Regions from separate parts of the Mus musculus genome. Here region 1 is linked to region 2. Evidence: chromatin loops called from intact Hi-C (ENCODE). Cell type or tissue: heart. All regions are shown on one strand. Each heading gives the region's core, and the rest is flanking DNA. Links, peaks and the distances in the headings are about the cores only.

Region 1 (2,922 bases), core at 101-2,600, 590 kb after region 2:
TTTTCCTGTTTGCTTCACTTTTGTCATGTCTGTTGTGTTGAGAACTGAACCCAAGATCTTGCACATGCTCAGTGCACAGAAACGTCTCAGTAAATTCCACTGTCTTTACTGTTTCCTGCAGAAAGGGAAGCCCCAGAGTGTTCTGGTTTGCTTTTTTGTTACTATGATAAAACATTCTGACCAAAGGCAACTTAAGGGAGAAAATGTCTTATTTTGGTTACACTTCCAGGTTACAAGCCATTGAAGGGACGTTGGGACAGAAATTCAAGTGGAACTGAAGCAAAAAGCATGGAGGAATGCTATTTACTCACTCTCTAGCTCAGTCACAGGCTGATGCTTCACCAGGGCTTTACACAGCTCAGGTCCTCCTGTATAGGGAATGGCACCCCCAACAGTGGGCTGGGGTCTCTTACATCAGAGATAAAGAAAATGCCTCACAGTCAGGCCAACATGCTAATGTGATCAGGATCTCAGTTGCAGTTCCTTCTTCCCAGGTCACATTGACAATGAAAACTAATCAAGGCACAGAACTGGGATTTTCAGCTAAACTACAGAGATCACATTCTCTACCGCAATCCCACACTCCATTGTCCATCTGTCTGAACTGCCTTTTCCAGGTTTACCCATTCACATTCTTCCTCTCTCCCATCAAGCTTCTGTTCTAATGGTCTTCAGAGTAACCTCACCTGGCTGCCCAACCCAAAGCAGGCCCCTTGTCACTTCCCATAGCTTTAAACAGCCAGATTTCACCCCACACTGTGGCTGGTGAAGCAATCACACACAGTTTATCTTTTCATTTAATTCCTCATGGGTTGCTATCTCTACTACCACAAAGAAATCTCCATGAGAGTAGTTTGCTACAGCTTACAACATTTTTTTTTCCTAAAGAGCAGTCAATGTCTTATCTTTTTGCATTGAGGCTATCTATTAATTAGTAAAATTCTATTAACAACTATATCTAATATATCAGCAGATGAAGTGATAACACTTTTAAAAGTGACTCCAAGCAAATTCAAATGTTCTCCGCGAGATGAGGCACCGTTATCATTTTATTTTGGAGGTAACCATCCCCAGAGACTTCTACAGAGAGCACTGGGCCTTCCATGCAAAGCACATTTTAAAACTACAGAATCTACTCCGCAAAGTAAGTTGGGGAGGTAAGCGCTGTATAGCTGCTAAAGATCTTGGGAGGTTGAAAAGCAAACTAGGCACTCTGCTCACTCACTTCCAGCTCCAGGGCTGTGTCTCCTGTCGGGGTCATTAATCAATCCCATTACGTTATAATTCCTCCCCACGCTAAGAAAACACAACCCAAACAGAAGGAAGCATTTCCTGCACTTGCCACTTACCCCTAAATATGAAGGGTAGCCGTCTAAAAACTTCAGCCTTCCTGAGATTAGCTGGAGAAGGTCTGCACAGTATCCACTGGATGTGTCCGGAAAGAAAACGTGCCAAGCGCATTGAAGGGTGAGAACATGACTTGATTCTGACTGCTCACATTCAGGGCTGTTTCGCAAGCTCAGATAAAGCAATGCAGAGCTACCCGGGATGACAGGACTAAAATAAAACAAATCATTTGCAATGTGATTTCCTGCTGAGCAGTGTGCTAAGCTGCCCACTGTGGGTAGTTGTTAACTAACACAGAACAGACCTTGCAATACTGAATGGCAAATCCCTTCATAGGACAAATGACATTGCATGGATATTAATGAATGGGGGCCAAAGGAAAGCCACATGATATAATGGAATCATTGGTTCAGTGGCTGCAGCTGAGGAAGACAATGCTGTACTTCATCAGAGAAGGGCAGCTTGATCCGGTATGATGGGCCTAAGGAGGAAGTGCCCTCTGGGACGGTCTAGCTCACACTCATTAAAGAGGTTCAAGCAACAGAGAGTGGCTTGCTTAAAGAGCAACACAATCTAACCTTTTTTTTTTTTTTTAAATTGAGACAGTGTCTTATGTAGTCTAGTCTGGCCTCAGGTTTGCTGGGCAACCAAAGATGACCTTGAACCTCTGCTGCTCATGCCTCTGTCCCCAAAGTGCTGTCGTTATAGGCATGTGACACTCCATCGATTTATGCAGTGCTGGGGATCCAACTCAGGGCCTTGTGCCTAACATGCAATGTAACATAATCTGTCAGATGCCTGCTGGATGTGTGTTAGAGACTGGAGGATGAAGGGCCAAAGACTCAAGACATTCCTGCTGTTGAAGAAGAACAAAGCGTGGACTTAGATAAGCCCTCTCGTTTAATTCAGTTCTTGTAAGGATCTAGGAAAGTAGAGAGGTTCTGTATAGACATCATCTTAGAGCTAAGGAAGCGGGAGTTCAGAGCGGTGAGAGATATGCCCAGATCTTCATGTGAATGAGCTCTGAAGCCCAACGTGGGCATGACCACAAATCTTGGCTTCACTGTGACCTCATCCTGCTTGATGACCCACCATTAGACAAAAAGCTTCCTTTTGTATGTATTTTAAGGTCAATTAAAATCTACCCAGTAACTCTAAACTTTTCATCACTTCATTATGTCATTAGGAACATGATTTAACTTTTTATCATAAAGATGCTGACCACATGGAATGGAAAGATGGCTCAGTGGTTAAGAGCACTTGCTACTCCTTTAGAAGACCCAGGTTTTATCACCAACCCCATATGGTGGCTCACAACCATCTGTAACCTCAGTTGTAGAGGATCCAAAAGGTAAAACATTCATAGGTGAAAAGTAAAATAAATTGATTAAATAAAAATTTAAAAGTTACAAAAAAAAAAAAAGACACTGACCATGTGGCAAAGGCAGGCCACTTTTACCCATAGAACAATTCAGTATTTAAGATTCCATACAGCTCTGAGATGCTCAAAAGATCACACAGTCCTTAAATTATAATTCTTGGGTTTAGCACCCAATCAGAGCTAGTGTATCTGTC
Region 2 (2,922 bases), core at 120-2,619:
GCAGTTTGTTCCTTAGTTTTCCCAGTCACTACTCTCATCTAATCATATCGATCCATAGAACTGCAGTCACATGGCCATCATACAGAACAGTGTAGAGCTATTCCTTTAATAACTTACTAAGTTATTATGCAATCATAGTGCTCTATCTCAAAGATAGCTATGGTGTTATTGAAATAAAGTGGTTACTCAGATCTGCCTTCACAGAACGCATGACCCAATCAGTCTTGTTTTTGAGATCTGTGAAATAAATAAATAAATAAATAAATAAATAAATAAATACACAATCCATGCCCACACACCTTTGATCCCAGGATGTGGGAGGCAGAAGTAGGCAGATCTCTGAGACTGAGGCCAGCCTGATCTACAGAGTAAGTTTCAGAACAGCCAGAGCTACACAGAAAAACCCTGTCTCAAACAAAAACAAACAAACAAACAAACACGCCCTCCATGAATCATGATCAATAAAAACACAACAGAGACCTTCCCTGCTAGCAGTTCTCCGTGGCAAATAAAGAAAAAGACAAAGCACAAGACTTTAATAAAAAAAAGCAGATGTGACCCTGATACACACATACACACACACACACACACACACACACACACACACATATATATACATATGTGTGTGTGTGTGTATATATATATGTATGTATATATATATATATATATATATATATATATATATCCAAGACAGCCTTGCTTACATCAAGTGTGCATGTGTAACACCAGCATATATTATGCAATCCTGTATCTGAATGCTGTGTAAAATGTAATATAAAGTTCCCATCTTTAAAAACAAAACCTTAGATTTTTTTTGTGCATTGAAGTGAGTCTCACACTCAAAGTTAAGGGATGCTCTATTCCCACTTAAAGAGATTTTCAGATGGAGCAGAAAAGGGAAAAGACTTAATATTGCCATTAATTTATCTGACCTACTGGGGAAGGGGTAGCTCAGCTGACAGATGAGGCAAGCACAAACCCTGAGTTAGATGGCCAGCACCACACCATCCTTTTTTACACAGAAAGTTCGTGGCCAGCCTGGGATACATGAGGTTCTGCATCTAAATAAGTGAATATATAAAATATATAAAATGGCATACCCGTACAAACTCGCCTTCCGTGGGGTTTACGCTGTTGACTCAGAGTGGCACCACTCTCCAGCAGAAGCCTGACTGGCCCTCATTTGCATGGAAAGGGGAGTGCTGCCTCAGATTGTCTAGAAAGAGGATGACTCTCAACGTCCTCCAATCGCCTCACAACTATGTAAGAGAGAAAGGAAAAAGCGTGGTATGGAGAAAAGGGTTTATTGGAAGTTGAGACAAAACATGACCGCCTTTCAAGACCAGCCTGAGTGATTCTGAGCTGGGGACATTTGCTGAATCCACACTGTTCCTGGCGGACACTGGGTGGCGCTCGTGGTAAAGGCTTGCGCTTCTTTAGGGTCTTTTCCCCCCCATCGCCACAAGCCCTTTGCAAACTTCAGCTACCCAAAGAAATTACAGGCTCCCTACATGTCTCAGCAGGGAGCTTTGCTGGAGGAATTTGTGATACTATGGGATCCTTTCTCCGCCGATGCGTCAGTTGGGATTTGAGAAGCACTAGTGTACTATCCCTAGCCATGGCGTCAGATCCACCTCCTCAGAACTGACAAAATTAACATCCCTGGCCAGAAAAAAACCCAAAGTGTGGCTCCAAAAGTGCTGACCAGACTTGTAGCTCGGCCTGCAGCACACAGAACACAGGGAGTGTCCTTGTGAAAGGAAACAGGACTACATATTGTGAGCAGACTCGAGGCTGTCTATAGTGGCCCTTACTTGACTGTATTTAAGGAAAGGATGGAAAGTGACAAAACTCAACTCAGAAAAGCCATAAAGAAAGTTGAGATTGGTGAATTTCAAAGAGGCTCCAAGTTGGTGATTTCACCCTGAACTGGACTTACTACAACAGGTTTACATCTGCATAAAGGCCAGTCTTTCAGCACTTCAGGTTATATGTAGAGATGGCGCATTCTTTTCTCCTTACCCATCCTTTTTCATTATTCATATATGTATATATATATTTCATTGTTCATAAATACATTTTTGTGTGTAATATATCTTTACATGCGTATATGTGTATATATGTGTAATATATACAGACATGTGCAATAATGTATGTGTGTACATCCATATGTGTAAATGCATATCTCCACTGAGAAAAGGAAGCAGCGAGTAAATGCTAGCAAGATGTAGAATTATCTTACCAATATAACATGAAGTATATCTGCAGTTTCCAGTATCAGGGTCATGGGAAGCTGCCTTCTCACCAAGGTTTAAGAGAACTATTAGACTCCTTCTGGCGATAATGACCATGCTGACCTTTTTCCTCCTGGTTATTACATTTAAATTTATAGTAAATAAAATTGGGGCCTGTGATGGGATCACCCATCTCTCTGCACTTTTTTTTTTTATAACCTCTGAACACTTTGACCAGCTCAAGGCATTGATTTGTAAGGCCCCATGGATTAGGTGAGCATCTTTAGAGCAGACCGCAATCATAATCCAGTAAGGTCAGCAGTACGTTTGCCTCCTTGAAGACACTCAGTGCAAATCTAGAGCCTGGACAGCCACATGAAAATCAAAGGCAAGGGATCAGTGTCAAGGAACAGCAAACATTTGTTAAACCCACACATCTGTGTCAGAAGGGAAATCTAGAGACACCAAGGCTGCAAGTAGGGACTCCAGATGAAGAAAGGGGTGGCCCTGCTGCATGCTAGCTCCCTCTCGTTGTTGACAAAAGCTGAAGTTGTACAGCCAAGGAAAAGCAACAGTAGCCTGGGTTTATGGGGCCCATGTGCACCTGAGGCACGTGTTGCTGCTTCCAGTTGCAGCTCCAGATTCCAGAGAGGGACTGACCTCCTGCTTCCAGCTCTCTGACAGAGGC

The links. A loop is a pair of places that touch in the nucleus more often than their neighbours do. Peaks named below come from ENCODE experiments on the same cell type or tissue, not always from the same donor. Only the 100,000 strongest peaks of a DNase experiment are listed, where the experiment ranks them.
Region 1: it touches region 2 in a loop (2.2-fold over the local background); 10 of 42 quality-filtered maps call a loop at or near these places.

What each region holds. Positions count from the first base shown.
Region 1 is chr6:6,297,961-6,300,882 of GRCm38, reverse strand. All of the region lies in intron 1 of Gm20619 (predicted gene 20619), which reads right to left. Among named protein-coding and RNA genes, the nearest start is that of Gm34749, 24 kb to the left of the region's middle. In heart, for the core only: no CTCF peak of the experiment used is centred there; a DNase peak (open chromatin) is centred at 1,482; H3K27ac peaks cover 1,342 bases.
Region 2 is chr6:6,883,615-6,886,536 of GRCm38, reverse strand. No RefSeq gene overlaps it. Among named protein-coding and RNA genes, the nearest start is that of Dlx5, 3.0 kb to the right of the region's middle. In heart, for the core only: a CTCF peak has its summit at 1,405 (motif pointing right); no DNase peak of the experiment used is centred there; H3K27me3 peaks cover 816 bases.